Linked DNA regions of Homo sapiens: region 2 is linked to region 1. Evidence: read pairs that join two places in POLR2A ChIA-PET (ENCODE). Cell type or tissue: GM12878. All regions are shown on one strand. Each heading gives the region's core, and the rest is flanking DNA. Links, peaks and the distances in the headings are about the cores only. Region 1 overlaps LOC105370108 (a long non-coding RNA gene). Region 2 has its middle 47 kb from the start of LINC00621.

Region 1 (10,451 bases), core at 1,293-9,292:
TAAGTGGCATAGAGCTCCAAGAAAACATTGGGGAAGGGTACAGGCAGGGATCACATGTCTTTTAGTTAAGAAGGGATTCAAGGGCTGTGGGACTCCAGAAGTCCACAGAGAGAGAAGTTTCATGTAACAGAGTAGGCGGATGTCACAGGTGCAGGAAGCTCTCTGTAGCAAGGTGGATTGCTACCCGTGGGACTCACCTGGAACATGCTGTGGAGGGAAAAGCCATGTAGGGGCCCTGGAGGGGCTGGGGAGCGCTAGGAAGATTTAAGCAGAAGTTAAGGGCTTAGCTGAAGGAGTGCTATCATGAGATTAACATGGTCAGTAATTTTGGTGAGAAAAATTACCTTGGTCCCAGCACAGGACACCTTAGTGAAAGAACTTCCGTCAAAAGTAGAAAGTCAGAGATACAGTGGTTTGTTCAGACTTCAGCTAGGTCCGTAAAATCAGGTTGAAGATGAATATTGGCAAGGAAAAATGGTCACAATAAGCTTATACAATATTCCCATTTTTATTAAAAAATACGTTTGTGAAGAAAAAAGGGGCCATAACAGAAAACATACTGACAAGGAAAGATGTTCACAGTATACAGATGTAATATTTCCATTTGTTAAAACCTGCATTTGCAAAGGAAAAAAAAATTCAAGCTGGAGATTGCAGCAGTGACTACTCCTTTCTTTATTCTCTGAGCGTTGAAACTTTCTCAGCTTCTGTTTCATGATTGCTTACAGAAATTGGCTCTTTTGAACGTTATTTTAGAGTTAAAGCGGTGAAATCTCCCATTTATGTGGGGGCATTTTTAAAGAAATGTCGTCTCTTCTGCACCCTCCTGGGACTTCCTGCACCATCACATCCCCTTTGGTTCTACTTCCTTCCATGGCTTAGTTATCGTAGGGGACTTGGGCTTGGCAGAAGCTCTAGGGCCCACACAACACCATCCCAGACCCCCAGGCCTCCTTCCACTGGCTCACACTGACATGTTGCTGCCTCTTGACCCCAGGAGTCCACAGTCCTCACCGCTTCAGAAAGCTTTGAATCAGATATTGCTGCTGAGCAGCTGTTGGTCTTGTCTGCGCTGTTCTGTCAAGCCCACCGGCGTGCAGCAAGGGCAGCCCCAGGGACAGTGGCTAGAGAGGACAGGTCTGCATTCTGCTTATCTCACTCTCAGCATGAAGGTTTCCAGTGGGTTTTCCCATAGTTTTTCATCTTTTTCTTTGGAAAATACTAAGTCTACTTGATCGAAGAGTGAGCAACTGTCTTCTTCATAGAAACTTACAGAAGTCCTCAGAGTGTTTCTATTGGCCGACAATATCCTGACTTCATGCAGGGTCACAGCTCCATTCTTTGTCTGGAACCAGATGCAACCTAGCTGCCCTTCTGTTGATCTTTCATTATAAAAACAACCATTCTGGATAACAGCATTGCTTATGGCAATGATGATAGTACTTCTTGATATTGTTTAACACTTAATATGCATCTGTATGCACACTATACTATACTAAAGTATGCATACTTAATATGCATACTATACCAGGAATCGTATCAGTATTCCCCACTTATCTGTGGGGATACAGTCTTAAGACCCCCCAGTGATGCTTAAAACCTCAGATAGTAATAAACCATATATACACTATGTTTTTTCCTACACATACATATCTATAAAATTTATTTTATAAATTAAACTCAGTAAGAGATTAATAATAACTAATAATAGAAAATCATAACAATATGCCATCATCACTACTCTTGCACTTTGGAATCATGAGTAAGTCAAATAAAGCTTAAACCTCAGCCTTGTGATACTGCGAAAGTAGATCTGATGACCAACTGGGCACAAGTGACTGATGGGTGGGTGGGTGGTGCATGCAGTGTGGATCCCTGGGACAAAGGGATTATTCACGCCCTGGATGGAGAGCAGTGGGACAGGGCAAGATTTCATCCTGCTACTCAGAATGGGGCACAAGTTAAAACATATGACTTGTTTATTTACAGAATTTTCCATTTAATATTTTCAGACCACGGGTGACTCTGGGTAACTGAGACCTCAGGAAGTGAAACCTCAGATAAAGGTGGGTAGGGGAACTGCTGAAGCATTTACGTCACTTTGATTTTCTAGCAATCCTGCGAAACAGGTATTTAGTGGCCATTTTACTAATAAGAAAACTAAGCCTCAGTATTAAAGTTTACACAACTAGAAAGTGATAGATGTGAGGTCACGTTGCTCTGTCTTCAATTTGGTTTATAGAGAAGCACACGTCTTATGAAATGCACTTTCCTTATTTCAGTAATTTTAAGAGGTACAAGATAGTGACACATAATAAGCTTTCAATAGTATATATTGAGTGGATAATAGAAGTTTCAGAAATTTCCACCTTAATTTTACAGCAAAGTCCAAAGACTGGTCTTGCCCCTCCCATGGGGGGCTGGCATGTCCTCTAGTAGAGGTGAGTGTGGAAACTTTCTATCCTTCTGAGATTGAGATTTGTGAAAATGAGGTAGGGAAGATGGGATGGCCCGTTTACTTTCCATTCCTCATTATATTTTGACTTTTTCTTCTAGAGTTGGTTTTACTAAGTGGATACCATTTGAGCACCATATTAGCCAATATCCTGGGATGATTAAAAAGATACTGTAATTGAGAAAAAAGAAGGAATTTTTTGTATTCATTTTCTCTCATTCCTATCCTTACTATAGTTTAAATGTGGTCATCAAAGAGACACCAAAATGAAGTTCAAGAATGTACAGGAAGGCAGTGGTGTAAAATTAGTTGGAAAATAACTGTCACTAAAATGTCAGAAGTGAGTCTTAAAGTACCACTCATCCCACTGAGTCCACCAATGGGTCAAATTGAAAGAGAAACCCATCTGAGGGTGGTGGCTTTAGGAGCTCATCTTATGGGAATGAGGCTGTGTCTCAACAGTTTAGAATTATGTGATCTTGGTAATGAATTATGAAGAATTGCCTTTGCAGGATTCTGCAGGTGAAGAAACTGAGTCCCACAGAGGTGGGATGACCTGGGCAAAGGTGCACAATCATGTCAGTCTGCCTTTCCATGCACGTTATTGTGCACTAGTATTTTCTCTTTTTTCTTCTTATTTTTGTATTTTTTCTCTACTTTTTTGTTTTGTTTCTTGAAGAAAATTCAACACAGCCCAACAGGAAAGTTTTACCTGGCAGATCCCAGACCAGGCTGAGATTCCTCACATAGCAGGGATGCATTGCCATCCCCACAAACATTGAGAATTCTGCATTTTTATTGGCTCGTGAGGTGGCAGTGATAGCATGTAATGAATTGGTAAAATGTTTGAATGGCCTTATTTTCTTATAGCTGATGAACTCTGGGCAGGTACGTAGTTTAAGCATAGGGAAGGATTTTACATCATGACTTCCAGAGCTTTTACTGAATACAGAAAAATATTAGCATTCTTAGTTGTGTCACTGGTTTCTCCAGATATTGTAAAATTTCCACATGTAGACAGAAACTATTGGCTTGCTTGTCTTCCTTGCAGACCAGCTACAGTGTGTATTCAACAAGTTAAAACCTGGTGGGCTTCTTAACTAGGGAAAGTGTGTACATTTATCCAAGGTGAAATAAGGTTGCCATTAATTTTCTGATTTACAGGGTGATTAAATGAAAAAAAAAAAAAAGGATAGAAACAATTGCAAGCAGATTGGGAAAATGTTCTTTATCCTTTCCAGAATATTTCTGATTTTTATTATCATTAACATCTGAGCATTTCAATATAGGTCATATGTTTTAACAAACAGCTTAAACTGAATACATTTTTTAAAACTCTCACTTGTGAGTATTGACTAAGTAAATTTTACTCATTGTGGTAATGGTGAGAAAGCAACCTGGTTATGATCAAGTTGTCAGCATTTCATTCATTTAAAAACCCCAATATGGCCAGGAGACGTTTCCCTCCTCCCCACTCCCCGCTGCCCATCCTCACTGGATTGGATTATTCTCCCTATAGAGGGAGACTCCTCAGGCATAAGCTCACATTTAGATGCTGAAAGACAATATTCTATCTAGACTATTTCTCATCTTTACATCCAGATTTATTTTCTTCAACATTCTATATTAGTTTGAATGCCTCTGGATATATCAGCAGAACACAATCCTATAATAAATTTTGTTTTGGGAATAAAAATATCCAACAATGCCCTTATCTTTTAAAGCTTCCCAGATTCAAATTTGATTTTTTTTTTTTAAGTTTGGGTTTAGTTAAAATAAAACGAAACAAACCACACAGGCTTAAAAGAATCCCAGATAACTTTGGCTGATAGAACTTGTCATGCTAGAGCTGACTGTTTTGTTTTTGGCAGATAATCCTCAAGAAAAAAGCAGAGGATGGGGCACAGTGTGAGTTTACTGCTGGATGGAGTTATTTATTATTGGGGCATTTTGTTTGAAAACACAACTGTTTTTTAAGGGACAAAGGTGCATAGCTCCTTACATAATTATCTATTTTTATATCATGTTATAAATTGGAAGTATGTACCCCTTTTATTCATTTATTTCAAGAAATGCATATGAAATACTACTTGTTGGAAATTGTGTGATGTTCAGGAACAGTGAGGATGACTGAGACTTAGTCCGTACCCTGAAATAAAGAGATTGAAAGATAAGTGAGCTTGGTAATCAGTCAGCCAATACTCATTGAGCATGGTCTGTGCTGCCCACTCGACTAAGTTTGGGGGACATAGCAGCGAGCCAGCTGGGCATGGTCTCTGCTGTCATGAAGCTTGGGACAGAGAAGCCACCATTAAACACAGAAACAGGTGTGCTGAGTCCCAAGCAGGACAGGAACATGGCCCTGTAGGTTGGATATAGGGACATTTTGTTGGGGGAGCCAGAGAAGGGATTACTAAGGAAGAATTATTGACTCTGATTTCTGAAGTAAGAGTTATAGTCAGGGCTAAGATCAGGAGTTAGGGGGTGGTGAGTATTTCAGGCAGAGGGAATGGCTTGCACCAGGGAAGTGAGGTGGGAAAGAGTGGGTTTATCTAGGAAGCATGGAAAGTTGGGTGTGCCCAAAGGAGTAAGAGTGAGTGAGAGAGAGAGATGGGGGCCTCTTTAGAGCTGAGTTCCCTCCTGGAGGGACCTGCGTCTGCAGATTGCAAATGAGCATTGCAGTCAGCTGCTGCATTCGCTACCTAAGCAAACAAACCAACAGACCACAACATCAAGGCTCAGGATAGCTCAGTCTAAGTTCATCACCTCAAGGGATTTGGTATTATACCTCAAAGCTTTTTAGTTCATTTTACAAGCATGTACCAAAATAAAGCCAGTGCTAATGAAATACCAGCCTCTGATATCTGGCTCAGGGTTCCGCTGTTTTCAGATTTTTTTAGGTGGTCTACACTTTAGTCACATTTTGGCCCCTCTTTAGTTCTTTCAGCAAACCAGGTGTTTTGAGATTGCTCAAGCTTTTATAAACAGGGGTTGGAAAAAGTCCAGAAATGACGCACATCTCCTTGCAGGAGGTGGAAAAAGTGATAAACAAAAGTGATTATCAGTGTGTAAGAGTGAATTTGTGTGTGTGTGTGTGGAGGGGGGGAACCTCAAAAACCAAACCCTCAGAGACGTAGGTCATTTTGGAAGTCTTTCCCAGGTTGAGCAATAGAATCTGTATCAGAGCTCAGTGTAGTAATTAGGTTTGGGTTTATTTACAGAGGGAGATAACAATTTTGGGAGGAATCAGTGTGACTTAAGATTTTTCAGATGAAAACAGCACACCCATATATCCACATCATCTGCAGCTATCATCTTATTTTACTCTCCTCCCATTCCCTAAAGAAAAAATAAATAAAGCACATTCTCTGGATCTTTTGGATTACATGCTAGGTATAATTAATATGTCTGTTGAGTTTCCCACGTGGGTGGCACTGTATAACAGTTCAGGAAAAAATGTTTCTTTCAACACTTTGAACATCATCAGTCATTTGATTCAACTTTTTTTGCACGTCTTTTTTTTGAGTTTTAATAAAACATTTTAAGCACTACTGAACGTATTTGGGGGGTGATGTTGTTCACAGGTATCTCTCTTAATTTTTCTGAACCATACATATTAGTGAGATTTGCAATGCTTAAATGTCTATAGAGTGTAATGCTCTGTCTCCTAAGCTGCAACTCTCCAAAGTAAATACATATGCATTCTCTTGTGAAGTTTGTGCTTTCATTTGTTTGACTCATTTCATTCTTTGACTCAACCCAGAATAAGTACCCTTTACATAGTTTGGGAATTGATAGTTTCATTCATTATATTTACCTTTGCTGAGTATTTACTGGTCAGAAGTCATTGATTCTCAGGCAGTCTAGGCTATAAGATAATGCCGTTGCCACAAATTGGAAAAAAAAGGTGATGACAAACCAAATAGGCTAAAAATACAGTTCACTTGGACAGGTAAAACAAACAACCTGGAGGGTTAATGGAAAGCACGCATGCTGTGGGGCTCCAGATCCTGGCTTACTCCTTATTATCTTTTTGCCCTTAAGTGAGTCATTAACCTGTGCTGAGTGTTGTTTTTTTTTTTCAACTATAAATGGATATAATACATACTATAAAGATTGTTGAGAGGACTGGCAATATGCATATACATGACAAGGCACCTGATAAATGGCAGTTATTCTTGTCCTTAATAGTAATGATAACATACATCATGCATGGCCAAATCTCCTCCTCCTCAGAGCTCTCACCTTCAGAGAGTGAACTAATAAGAGCATGGTAGCAAAGTATTGCCCTGAGGCCCAGCTGGACTTCAAATTAAACAAGAATTGGAGTTGGAAAGCTACTAAAATAAAAGCAAGCAAAATCTGGGAGCAGTAGGTGAGTTGCACAGGAAGATACATTTAGTTGCATGTATGGATGGCTTTTCTAATGAATGGGAACATTCTAGAAAGAATGTGGCTGCCTCATGAGGCCTGTGTTCCTGGTCTAAATGATTCCCAGCAGAAGCTGATTGACATTTGGCTCACACTGATGCCAGGGAGATTTTCCCTTTGGGTGGAAATGTGGATGAATAATTTAAAATGGTTTCTCTGACTCTAAGATTCTGTGAGTCTATGGCAGGATGAATTTGTGGTGGTGGTATGGAAGGACAGGAAGACCTTTGAATCCAGCATCAGGAAGAATTACTCCCAGTGACATTTATTCTGTTCTGAAACACTCTGTTCTCATGGATTTGGAAGAAAGTAGTAGTCGAGATTCATTTATCCTGTAGTTTAGAGTCACACATTCTGTAGAGTTGGCAAGGTCCACAAAAGTCATCAGATCCAACCTTGTACTCACTTTCAGAATCTCCTGATCCATCATGAAAGGTAGCATTGAGTTGGCTCAATTGCTTCCAGGGACAGAAAACTTAGCAAGCTTGGCCTCAGAGCTCCTGAAACCAGTGCCCTGCAGATGCCAAGCACAACCGTACTCGATATTCCAGTCTTGTGTGTGTCATTTTGCATTTTTTGAAAATTTATATTTTCTAAAACCTTTCTGGTCTTCGTTTGTGGCTCTCACCTGCCTCTTACTTTGACCGTGTCTCTTGAACCTTTCGGGAAATGGCTGGCCTCATCAGGAGGGTTGACTAAACCTGTTAAGTGGCCTCTTGCCATTTCTTCACAAACTTCCTTACCCTTTCTCTCTCTTCTAATGGTTTTAGAATCAACAGTCCTAGCTTGGCCCTATGGACGTCCACAAAAGCATATCTTCATCTTGGGACTTTCATGTATCTCTTTAAGAACTTTAGAAGAGAGAATGGAAATTCCTCTCTCCCTTTCTGTCTTGTCTTCCCTCTAACTTTCAATAGTTTTGCATTATATGGAAGTATACTATTGAATTACATAGTTTTGACTGTGATGAATGAATGCATGGATGAATAAGTATTTTTTTTCAATGGGTGATACCATTTTTATTCCTCCAGGCAAATTAAAAAGAGGAGAAAAACCCCTCAATGTACATGTGTAAAAAGACTTCGAGATTATTTCTCAAAAGTTGTTGAAACCTTTTTTAGGTTTGGATTTGCTAAACAACAGGGTGCGAATTCAAACACAGGCAGGAACATTTCCCTGACTTCTTTAAAAAAAATGCTTTGAGATGTTATGTGATATGCACCAGCACTTCAGAAAAATCCTGCCAAGGAAGCCCTGATTGACTGCAGTGGTGTTAGGCCGCTCTCTGCTTGTCGGGTTGCCTGATTGAGAACTGGCCCTAGTAGACTGCTATGCACCAAAATAGTCTGTTCTAACGGAAGACCTCTGTTTGCCACTGGCACATAAACAGGAGAGAGGGTGAGATGCCAGCTTCGATTGTCAAATGTGGTGGGGCCTGTGGAAAGAATTAACTTCCTTGGAGTTCACGTTTTGCAAGATTGAGCCATCCAGCACACGAGGGAAACAAGAAGAGCCACGTGGGAGTGCAAAGGCTCCAATTGCCAGCCACGTCGCTTCTAAATGTGAACGCTCTGGTTGAGTAGGACAAGGCGGCAAGTTGAGTGAGTCTGAACATTTAGGAGAGACAGCCTGATGTGGAGGGAGAAACGGGACACCAAGGCCAAGCCAATTACCCACCCAGGCAGAGGGAAGGTGACTCGAGACCCCTGCCTGCCTTTTGGGGGGTGTTATGGGGATCAAATGAGATTATGACTACAGAATCATTTTGGGATCTTTCTTTGAATTTTAAACTAATGAAATCATATTCTTCCCCTTAGGGAGGGGATAAAATCAATAAATGAATAGTTTTCATTTTCCTAGAATGGTTCAAAATTCGGCTTGAGATTCTACCATGTTCTTTCAGTTCTCACACCTTAACTGATCTCTCACATAACTGCCCATCAAATGTATCATGCTGATCCATCCATCCTATGCCTGGATTAAGGTCCATCAAACCCTTTAATTTGAATTCCCATTAACTTTAAAAAGATAAATTCTATAAATGTTTGTAATATCTAAAAATTTCAAGGTGCTTAGGTTACTAGAGATCACTTTGGAAAATCATATTTCCCTATCTCCTCCCAAAATACCCAAAAGATTATCTTTTCAGCTGCTGATACATCTGGCCATGGCAGTGCATTTTGAGGATGCTAGAGCATCTCACAGACATCTCAATGATGTTAAGATCATAGGTACTGTTTTCAAATAGGGTAGCTGGTTTTCTCTACTCCATGATTAGAGGCCATACCTTTAAACCCCCAACCAGGCAGCTGCCTAATTTGTAAGTGAATGCCTCTGCAAAGATCAGGCCATGAGAAAGAACATGAGAACACAGTCATTCACTGAGCAGATGTATTGAGCCACTCTTAGGTGCCAGGCAGTCTGTTAGGTCCCTCCCCTCGCTTGGCTTAGAGACTAGAGGTAGAGACAGGCATTCCATAAGTAACTACTAGTGTGATGAATGTCATAAGGAGAAAATGCATGGCTCAGTATACGTCCATCAACTGTGTTTGAAAAAGAAGCCATCAATATCTGCATTCTTTTCATGTGTATTTATTATTAGTTATAATATGTTTACATATTAATAATCCATGCATATGCATTATTATATTGGTTATTCATAATACATTATTTTACTTCTGTCTTCTTATAGCCCTGAGACTATTACTGTAAAGAGCAAGAATTTTGTGCTGCTCCGGGAAAGAGAGTAATCAGATACCATTTAACTCATTGGTAATTGTTGCTTATCAGTCCTCCTTTTAAAAAAAAAAAAGAAAAAAAAACGACCCTGCTGTAGCTGGGTGCTATTTTATTTTAGTCATCTTCATCCACGGTAGACTGTGTTGAAACAATGCCAGACTGAACATTGATACCAGGTGCCTGTCCTAGCAGAATCCAATATCACACCTGCAGATAGAGTGTAAGATTACGTCATGTGTCGTGCCCGAGCACCACAAATGACTCTATACTTCATCTCAAATAACATTATAATTTACACTTGGAGCCTTCAGACTATGTAGCCTTGGCCAAATGAAAGTTTTTGCAGCCAAACACATCAAACTCAATATATTTCACTGCGCCAGTGGGATTGTTTTTTTGAGAAAGTTGAACATAATTAAATCTATCAATGGCATTTCAAATAAAAAGTACCTGTCTTGGATAGGTAGGCTTATAAACATTTGGCTGTCAGTTAGGAAGATGTCACAGAGTTTTGTGCTGGAAACCAAAGAAAAATGAAAGAACTCTAGTGTGTTATGTGAATTGAATAAGAGTTCACCAATGAAAGGAGGAACAATGAGATCTTTTGTTTTACAGAAATGTCATAGTTATAAAGGTATACATTTAAACTTGGAGAATCACTTCAGGCAAAAATGAAAACCCTCCCAACTCAAACATTTTCCCAGCTCCAGGACATAATCTACAGTAATCTCTGAACTTTTGGAAATATTGTGTGGATATTTCAACACCTACTCACCTTGTCCATTCTAATTGTCACCTTTGCACTTTGGTGCCTGATAGGCTTCTC
Region 2 (10,451 bases), core at 1,670-9,669, 790 kb after region 1:
TAGCAGAATGACTGCCCAGCTGAAAAGTTGAGCGTTGACTACAGGGATCCACTCAGAGGAGGAGGCCAATCCCAGGGCAGTTCACCTCATACCCGGGCAGGCTGGTCTGTAAGGTCCCTCAGCCCTGCTGTTGACTATGAACAACTCTGGAAGGTGAGCATTCGTAAGAAATGAGCAATGTCGGCCAGGCGCGGTGGCTCACGCCTGTAATCCCAGCACTTTGGGAGGCCAAGACGGGCGGATCACGAGGTCAGGAGATCGAGACCATCCTGGCTAACATGGTGAAACCCCGTCTCTACTAAAAATACAAAAAAATTAGCCAGGCATGGTGTTGGGCACCTGTAGTCCCAGCTACTCGGGAGGCTGAGGCAGGAGAATGGCGTGAACCCGGGAGGTGGAGCTTGCAGTGAGCCGAGATGGCGCCACTGCACTCCAGCCTGGGCGACAGAGCGAGACTCCATCTCAAAAAAAGAAAAAAGAAATGAGCAATGTCTTCTGCAAGCTATACGTCCACTCTACCAGAGGGTGCCTCCCCTGGGAAACAGCCTTCCCAGGAAGCCCTTTATCCCAAATTCCTTTTTGTTCTTGGACAAAGAAGAGAAGGTTCAAGTTCCTACTTCACACCTCTCCCTGGCTTCAGATAATGGACCCCAGATTGGGAATGAGATTGAGAAAAGGGGAACAAGAGAAAAAGGAATCCAGAACCGGCCACTTCACAAGCAGTAACAACCAAATTTGAAAGGACTACAGTGTTGTTGCCAGTACTGCCCTCCGTGGGCCTCCATTGGCCCTTCCACTGGTGGGCCCCAGGGTACTTGGTTCATACTCAGGCTCTGAGTATGAATGGAAGGGCCAATCTCTTAAGCCTGACACTCTTCAAACCAGAGAAAGGAAATCACCTGCACCATTCTTTGACTGGAAAATAATCAAAGTTGAGGTATTTTATAAACTTTAAGTTTATTCTTAATATTATTACAAATACTTTAAGTGTATCAATATATGTTCTATCAAAACCAATCAACCTCATTTTAAAAAGCACATTTTCTTCACAAACATTTCTGTCATCTTTAAAAAGTCTCCCTTTTGAGACAGGCCTTGCTCTGTCACTCAGGCCACAGTGCAGTAGCATGATCATGGTTCACTGTAACCTTGAACTCCTGGCCTCAAGCAATCCTCTCACCTCGGCCTCCCAAAGCACTGGGATAATAGGCGTGAGCCACTGCACTCAGCCAAAATCTCTTTTTTTTTTTTTTTTTTTGAGACAGTCTCGCTCTGTCACCCAGGCTGGAGTACACTGGCGTGATCTCTGCTCACGGCAAGCTCCGCCTCCTGGGTTCATGCCATTCTCCTGCCTCGGCCTCCCGAGTAGCTGGGACTACAGGTGCCTGCCACCTCACCCAACTAATTTTTTTTTTTTTGTATTTTTAGTAGAGACGGGGTTTCACCATGTTAGCCAGGATGGTCTCGATCTCCTGACCTCGTGATCCACCCGCCTCGGCCTCCCAAAGTGTTGGGATTACAGGCGTGAGCCACCGCTCCCAGCCAAAAAATCTCTTTTAAATGTACTCGTCTGAGCAGCTCATCTTAGCCCTCTGAGAAAGCCAATACACTGTTACAGAAATCAAAACTCTCTCTCCTTTGTTCATGACCTAGGACACCAAGAATCAATCCTGCTTATACATACAGTCGATCAGTTATAGAACTTTGTTTTAGCCTATTTCCCCCTACACACCACACAGGCTTCTGACTCAGTTTTGCTCTGTGTGGAAGAATTTCAATCCAAATCTGTTGGGGTATGGTAGCAAGGCCATGTTTTCCAATTCTTTGGAAGTTGGTGGTAACTAAAATGGAAAAGAGATTCTTAGCACAAGGAAAATTAGAGATTTGATTAGCTATATGAAATTTAGTCAATCAAATATTCCATGGTATGCATTTACCACATTTTCTTCATTCATCCATCAATGGACACTTAGTTTATGTGTATATCTTGGCTACTGTGAATAATGCTACAATCAACATGAAACCCTTTCTTAAAAAAATTAAAAATAGAACGACCATGGGTAATTCTACTCTGCAATCACACTCAGATTACATAACCCAAGAAAACTAGAATCAAGATCTTACACCACTTTTTTTTTAACAAATGGTGATCTCAAGAGAGGAAAAGTTCAGATTCAAACGACTCAAAGAGGTAAATTTGTAGGTAAAAAAAAACTGAGGGCCTCAATATGATAGTTTCTCTTCCTTGTGCTGGTACCGTGTACAGCAGTGTGGCATGCCATATGACAAAGGTGACTGAAAAACAAATTCCAATGCTACAGTGTCCAGGACCTAGCTCATTCTTTATAGTCTGTGATCCACATCACCACCACAAAGTTCATCCCTGCACTTTGAAGGTCCCAACTTATGTAAATTCCACACATCACAGGACAATAAAAACAAGTTATTCTAAATACTTAGAAGGGAGGAAAGAATACAAAGTATGAAAGAAAATATGTTGGCCGGGCGCGGTGGCTCACGCCCGTAATCGCAGCACTTTGGGAGGCTGAGGCGGGCAGATCATGAGGTCAGGAGATCGAGACTATCCTGACTAACATGGTGAAACTCCTTCTCTACTAAAAATACAAAAAATTAGCCAGGCGTGGTGGCGGGCACCTGTAGCCCCAGCTACTCAGGAGGCTGAGGCAGGAGTATGGCGTGAACCCAGGAGGCAGAGCTTGCAGTGAGCAGAGATCGCACCACTGCACTCGAGCCTGGGCGACAGAGCGAGACTCCGTCTCAAAAAAAAAAAAAAAGAAAATATGTTATGCACATTTCTTTCCAGTTATAGCCAGTGACAGCTCTTCTACTGGATCAGCTATCGATTGCCACAACAAAGCTGCATAACAAACAACCACTCAAGCTCAGTGCTCTCTTGGCAGCCACAGAGGAGCTAGAGAGGAAGTGGAAATATGCAAGGGCCTTGTTGAGGCTCTGTTTTTGTCATGTCTGTTAGTATCCCTTTACCAAAGCAATGCACATGGGCAAGGCCAGTGTGAGAATGGGAAGGCACTGCAAAGTCACGTGACTGAGGGCAACAGGCAGAAAGGAATGATCAGATGCTTAACGTGTTACTATATTTCAGTTATTGAATACTCATTTGATTATTGTTTTTAGATTCAATCTCTTAATGATGTTTTCCACCTTGGCATCTATCTTCCTGAATATACTAATCACTATTATGTCAGTCTGCCTCTGTTAACTTCAATTTCTGGATCAACTCTGCATCTGTTTCTATTATCTGTTTTTTCTTGGTCTTATACCTTAGAATGCCTAATAGTTTTCTGGTTCTTTCTTTAATTTAATAACTGATGTTGTGGATGAAAAAATATCAATTCATTAGAGAGCATTATCTTCTTTTAGAATGAATTTTTGAGGCATCTGGCAGGGCAGTTATGTTAAGGGAAATTTCCATCATCTTAACACAATGAGGCATGGGGCTGGTTTGAGATTGGATTTCAGTCTTTCTAAGTCCTAATATAATTCTTATTTCCCCTGACTCCTATGGTGTTGTCCTTCTGGCAGCACAACTAAAGTTGAGGGTAATTACCAGTGAACTTCAGAATCCAAAATTCCAATGTTCACCTTTTCAGCACTCATGAGACAGCTAATAGTTCAGCTGAAATTTTCTGACTTTTTTCACTTGGCATCATTCCCTAGAATGATGTTCCATAGAAATTGTTGTGTACATCATTGTTCATTTCTTTGTATTACTGAGTAGTATTCCATGTTATGGGTGCATCATAGTTTGTGTAACCATTCACCTATTGAAGGACATTTTGACTGTTTCCAATATTTGGCTATTTCACATAAAGTTACTATGAATGCTTGTGTACAATTTTTAGTGTGGACATAAGTTGTTATTTCTCTTGGATGAATACCCAGGAATGCAACTGCTGAGTTGTGTAGTAAGTGCATATTTAGTTTTATCAGAAACTGCTGAATGATTTTCCAGAGTGGCTGTGTCATTTTTAACTTCCACCAGCAACATCTGAGTAATCCAGTTTTTCTGCATCCTCACCAGTACCTGGTGTCATCAACATTTTTTATTTTAGTCATGCTGATAGGTATATAGTGACATCTCATTGTGATTTTACTTTTGTATTTCTCTAATGGCTGTTAGATAACTTTTTGTGTGCTATTAATCATCTATATATCTTCATCAGCGAAATATCTGTGCATTTCTTTTGCCCATTTCCCAATTGGATTCTTTATGTTTTACTGCTTATTTTGAGGCTTCTTTATATATTCTAAATACTAGTCTTTTGCCAGATACGTGAGTTGAAAATATTATATTACTGTCTGTAGCTTATCTTTTCATTCTCTTTACAGGGTTTTAATTTGATAATGATCAAGGATTTTGACTCCTAGGTAATTCCTCAAGAAGCTACATATCTAATAGAACCTAATTCTACATTTGCTAGGGGACACATGAAAGAGTGTTCCAAGCAGAACCGTTCACAGTACAAAAACCCTAGAGATAATATGTCCACTGACACAAGTAAATGAGTAAGTGCTAAGATATTCACAGAAAGGAATCGTATAAAGGAATCAAAGGGAATAACCAACCATGTGGTTGAATTTTAGAAATAAACTATTATATTTCTAAATATAATATAATATATATTATATTTCTAAATATAATATAATATATATTATATTTCTAAATATAATATAATATATATTATATTTCTAAATATAATATAATATATATTATATTTCTAAATATAATATAATATATATTATATTTCTAAATATAATATAATATATATTATATTTCTAAATAGTATATTTAGAAATATACTATTGAGTGGGGAAAGAAGATTGCTTAGTATATGTTTTCTATAAAGTTAGAAATAAAATATATTGGCAAAATTATAGAAGCAACAAAAATACATAAATAAAAATGGGTTAATTAACAAAGTGGTGGGATGACTGTTACTTTTGGTGGGAAGAAGAGAAGGTTTTGAAATGTAGGGGGACTATAAAGCTAAATGTAAATTATGGCCAGGTTAAAGCAATGAGTAGTAGACTCACAGGTGCTTCTTACCTTAACAAGTAAGCAGTCTGTTGAAAAAAACAAAAAAATTAAGTAAACCAGCACACTAAATTCAGTGTGTTGTGAACATGAGTCACATTCAAAAATTTTTAAGGGGAAGAAATAGCAAATACATGATTTCAGTTTTATGTGGCATTAGTTTATTATGAGATGGATGAATGGATGGATGGATGGATGGATGGATGGACGGAGGACAAAATGGAAAGATTTTAGTGTATCAGTTACTATTTATTGCCTACCTGACATTCAAAGCTGCTTCTTTCTTTCTGACATGATATTGATTTTTTTTTTAGGTATCCACCCTCCTTTATTTAACTCATGCTTGCTTCACAGATTCTAAAAGGCAGGTTTGGATTCCTTTTATGTGTTCATAAGGGCCCCACTCCCTTTGCAGCTAATTGATGTAGACAAGCAATTAAGTGGTTCTTGCTAAACAGATTTGAATGTTACTCTACTAAGAATCTTCTGAAAATGTATCTTCATTCTTTTTTTTTTTTTTTTTTTTTTTTTTTTTGAGACAGAGTCTTGCTCTATCGCCCAGGCTGGAGTGCAGTGGCACAATCTCCACTCACTGCAAGCTCCGCCTCCCGGGTTCACACCATTCTCCTGCCTCAGCCTCCCAAGTAGCTGGGACTACAGGTGACTGCCACCACACCCGGCTAATTTTTTTGTGTGTGTTTTTAGTAGAGATGGGGTTTACCATGTTAGCCAGGATGGTCTTGATCTCCTGACCTCATGATCCGCCTGCCTTGGCCTCCCAAAGTGCTGGGATTACAGACGTGAGCCACTGTACCTGGCCCCCAGTATCTTCATTCTTAAGAAGGTACATTATTTTATTTTTTGCCTATCAATGCTTCCTAGCCTGGAGGATATGAAAATATATCTAAATCAACTGCAAGGACCATGCCACCTTTAGAGAGTGATCTAGAAGATCAAGCCCACACATTGAGTTTGGCAGAGAAGAAAGAGGGCCTTAGCCTTACTGAACTGCTGGACTTAAAAAACCTTGGACCTAACCTGCCTTTGCACTTATTTTGACATTTACTTTCCTATTAATCCAGTTGATTTTTTTTAACTTACAATGTAGATATATAGATGATACATAAATCACTTTAAATGACAGGTTAGAAAACATTTACTTCAAGTAGCCATATTATATGGTGAATACTGTCAAAAGATTCAAAATCATTATGTGATGGGCCTGGCCAAGACAATGGTATGCATCAGGGATCTGGAAGAACCAGCACATTCAAATTGGGCAGGCTGAGACCAGCTTACAAAGGTCTGGGTAGGATGCAGGGAATTCCCAAGTGATATGGTTCGGCTGTGTCCTCACCCAAATCTTATCTTGCATTGTAGCTCTCATAATCCCTGTGTGTCATGGGAGGGACCCAGTGGGAGGTATCTGAATCATGGGGGCAGGTTTTTCCCATGTCGTTCTCATGATAGTGAATGTCTCACTAGATTGGATGGTTTTATAAAGGGCAGTTCCCCTACACATGGTCTCTTGCCTGCCGCCGTGTAAGACATACCTTTGTTCCTCCTTCACCTTCCTCCATGATTATGAGGCTTCCCCCGCCATGTGGAACTGTGATTCCATTAAACCTCTTTTTCTTTATAAATTACCCAGTCTCGAGGTATGTCTTAATGCAGTGTGAGAATGAACTAATATAGTAAACTGGTACCAGTAGAGTGTGGTGCCGCTGTAAAGATACCCAAAATGTGGAAGTGAATTTGGAACTAGGTAACAGGCAGAGGGTGGAATAGTTTGGAGGGCTCAGAAGAAGAAAGGAAAATGTGGGAAAGTTTGGAACTTCCTAGAGACTGTTGAATGGCTTTGACCAAAATGTTGATAGTGATATGCACAATAAAGTCCAGGCTGAGGTGGTCTCAGATGGAGATGAGGAACTTGTTGGGAACTGGAGTAAAGGTCACTCTTGCTATGCAAAGAGACTGGTGACATTTTGCCCCTGCCCTAGAGATCTGTGGAACTTTGAACTTGAGAGAGATGATTTAAAGTATCTGGTAGAAGAAATTTCAAAGTGGCAAAGTGTTCAAGATGAAGCAGAGCTTAAAAGTTTGAAAAATTTGCAGCCTGACAATGCAGCACAAAAGCAAAACCCATTTTCTGAGGATAAATTCAAGCCAGCTGCAGAAATTTGCATAAGTAACAAGGAGCCAAATGCTAATCACCAAGACAATGGGGAAAATATTTCCAGGGCAAGTCAGAGACCTTTGCAACAGCCCCTACCATCACAGGCCCAGAGGCCTGGGAGGGAAAATGGTTTCCTGGGCTGGGTCCAGGGCCCGCCTGCTGTGTGCAGCCTTTAGACTTGGTGCCCTGCATCCCAGCTGCTCCAGCCATGGCTAAAAGGGCCAAGGTACAGCCCAGGCCGTGGATTCAGAGGGTGCAAGCCCTAAGCTTTGGCAGCTTCCACATGGTGTGTTGAGCCTGTAGGTGCATAGCAGTCAAGAATTGAAGTTTGGAAACCTCTGCCTAGATTTCAGAGGATGTATGGAAATGCCTGGATGTCCAGACAGAGGTGTGCTGCAGGGGCAGAGCCTTCATGGAGAACCTCTGCTAGGGCAGTGTGGAAGGGAAATGTGGGGTGGAAGCCCCTATACAGAGTCTCCATTGGGCACTGCCTAGTGGAGCTGTGAGAAGAGGGCCACTGTCCTCCAGACCCCAGAATGGTCGATCCACTGACAGTTTGCACCATGAACCTGGAAAAGCCACAGCCACTCAATGCCAGCCCGCGAAAGCAGCTGGGAGGGGAGCTGTGCCCTGCAAAGTCACAAGGATGGAGCTACCCAAGACCATGGGAACCCACCTCTTGCATCAATGTGACCTGGATGTGAGACATGGAGTCAAAAGAGATCATTTTGGAGCTTTAAGATTTGACTGCCCTGCTGGATTTTAGACTTGCATGGGGCCTGGAGCCCCTTTGTTTTGGCCAATTTCTCTTATTTGGAATGGGAATATTTATTCAATGCCTGTACCCCCATTGTATATAGAAAATAACTAACTTGCTTTTGATTTTACAGACTCATAGGCGAAAGGGACTTGCCTTGTCTCAGATGAGACTTTGGACTTGGACTTTTGGGTTAATGTTGAAATGAGTTAAGACATTGGAGGACTGTTGGGAAGGCATGATTGTATTTTGAAATGTGAGGACATGACATTTGGGAGGGGCCCAGGGAAGAATGATATGGTTTGGCTATGCCCTTCCCCCAAAATCTCATCTTGAATTGCAGCTCCCATAATCCCCATGTGTCATGGGAGGGATTCAGTGGGAAGTAATTGAATCATGCGGGCGGGTTTTTCCCATGCTGTTCTCATGATAGTGAATAAGTCTCATGAGATCTGATGGTTTTATAAAGGGCAATTCCCCTGCACATGCTCTCTGTCTTGCCACCATGTAAGATGTGCCTTTGATCCTCCTTCACCTTCCTCCATGATTGTGAGGTCTCCCCAGCCATATGTAACAGTGAGTCCATTAAACCTCTTTTTCTTTATACATTACCCAGTCTCAGATATATCTTTATTAGCAGCCTAAGAATGGACTAATACACCAAGAGAGAGTATAATGCCCCAGGGCCAGGGCCACTGTGACCTGTGGTAACAATGGATGGGCACAGTTACTGGGACCTGGAGCACAGAACATGTGTCAAGATGCCAGTTGTCAGGAGCTGTGTGGCAGTTATCTATTCCACAATAAAACTGGGGATATCAATATCCACAAGATATCAATAAAATTGATTATCTCACAGTTTCTGTGGTTCAGGAATCTGAGAAGGGCTTACCTGGAGGCCTCTGGCTCAGTCTCTCAAAAGCTGCCATCAAGTCACAGGCCAGGGTCATCTCAAGGCTCACCTGGGGAAGGATCCTCTTCTAAGCTCACACATGTGGTTGCTGGTATTTGGAAATGGAGTCCTTGGAGGTTATAGGTTTAGGCGAGGTCATGAGGGTGGGACCCTCATGAATGGGGTTAGTGTCCTTATAAAAAGGAATACCAGCAAATTCTCTCTCTTTTTCCCATGTGAGGACACAGCAAGAAAGCAGACATCTGCAAATCAGGGAGACAGCCCTCAGCAGACACAAGACCTGTTGACGCCTTAATCTTGGACTTCCCAGCCTTCAGAACTGTGGAAAATAAATGTTTGTGGTTTAAGCCACCCAGTCTATGATGTTTTGTTATAGCAGCCTGAATTGACTAAGACAGATACCTTGAAAACCACCATCCCCTGCTGAGCAATATTGTTCTGCTCCTTAGGCTGATTTCAGTTTTCTTTCACTTAGCATTTCATAACTTTAATTTGCTTGTTAAAAAATTTATCTGGATCTTTTATTCCCTTTATCCTAAACTTCAAACCACCCACTTTCTTTTGCAAGTTTTCTGTTTGACACCATTCACTTCCTTTTCTTTCTCCTTCATTCATTTCTCCCTTTCTCCCTCTTTCCCTCCCTCCCTCCATTCCTTTTGTCCTTTCTTCCTTCCTTTCTTCTTTCTTCCTTTATTTTTTTCATCTGACTCTTTCCCTGGCAATTGTCCTTGGCTCCTTCGTTTACAGTAGTCACTCTTGATGGTGAGCATTTTGAATCTCCAAATGACTATGAAATCTTTTTATTTCTCATTAGCGCATGCAGGTAGTACATGTGTTTCAGTAAAATTGAGGAAGCCTGGCAGACACTCTGTGGTCTCTGCTGCATTTTCTCTGGAATAGCTACAGCTCTGTGTAGCAATATGGTTAAGGCACCATATTGTGTGAAGGCCCACCTAGCCTGGGCATCACTGTATCTCTGTCTTCCTAACAAAATGAAGTGGAAATTTCAAAAAAATCAGGAGATGGAACAAAAGTTTTCTCATGTTTTTTACTGCTTATTAAATGAACAACGAACAATAATCCAATGTTAAATGTAAAGTTTTCAGCCCTCTGCCTGAATAGGCTCACCTAGTTATTTGAACATGCCTCACTCCAAATCTTGTCCTCAGCAACTGTGGATAAATCATGACAGAGAAGTTCCCCTAACCTACAGCAGAGGCTCCTCAAGCTATGCCACCCTACTGATATAGAAGTGGAGAAAGAGTGCTGGGCGTGGTGGCTCACGCCTGTAATCCCAACACTTTGGGAGTCTGAGGCAGCGGCTCACGAGGTCAGGAAATCGAGACCATCCTGGCTAACACTGTGAAACCCGGTCTCTAATAAAAATACAAAAAATTAGCCGGGCGTGGTGGTGGGCGCTTGTAGTCCCAGCTACTTGGGAGGCTGAGGCAGGAGAATGGAGCGAACCCGGGAGGCGGAGCTTGCAGTGAGCCGAGATTGTGCCGCTGCACTCCAGCCTGGGCGACAG

What was found. ChIA-PET counts read pairs that join two places held together with the same protein. Peaks named below come from ENCODE experiments on the same cell type or tissue, not always from the same donor. Only the 100,000 strongest peaks of a DNase experiment are listed, where the experiment ranks them.
Region 2: POLR2A ChIA-PET joins it to region 1 with 12 read pairs; 2 of 35 experiments call an interaction of 5 or more read pairs at or near these places.

What each region holds. Positions count from the first base shown.
Region 1 is chr13:22,071,771-22,082,221 of GRCh38, forward strand. It overlaps LOC105370108 (a long non-coding RNA gene), which reads left to right. Exons shown (of 4, transcript XR_001749777.2): 3 at 2,013-2,066. Among named protein-coding and RNA genes, the nearest start is that of LINC00540, 130 kb to the right of the region's middle. RefSeq lists an enhancer at 8,973-9,524. In GM12878, for the core only: no CTCF peak of the experiment used is centred there; DNase peaks (open chromatin) are centred at 2,121 and 5,182.
Region 2 is chr13:22,864,033-22,874,483 of GRCh38, forward strand. No RefSeq gene overlaps it. Among named protein-coding and RNA genes, the nearest start is that of LINC00621, 47 kb to the right of the region's middle. In GM12878, for the core only: no CTCF peak of the experiment used is centred there; no DNase peak of the experiment used is centred there.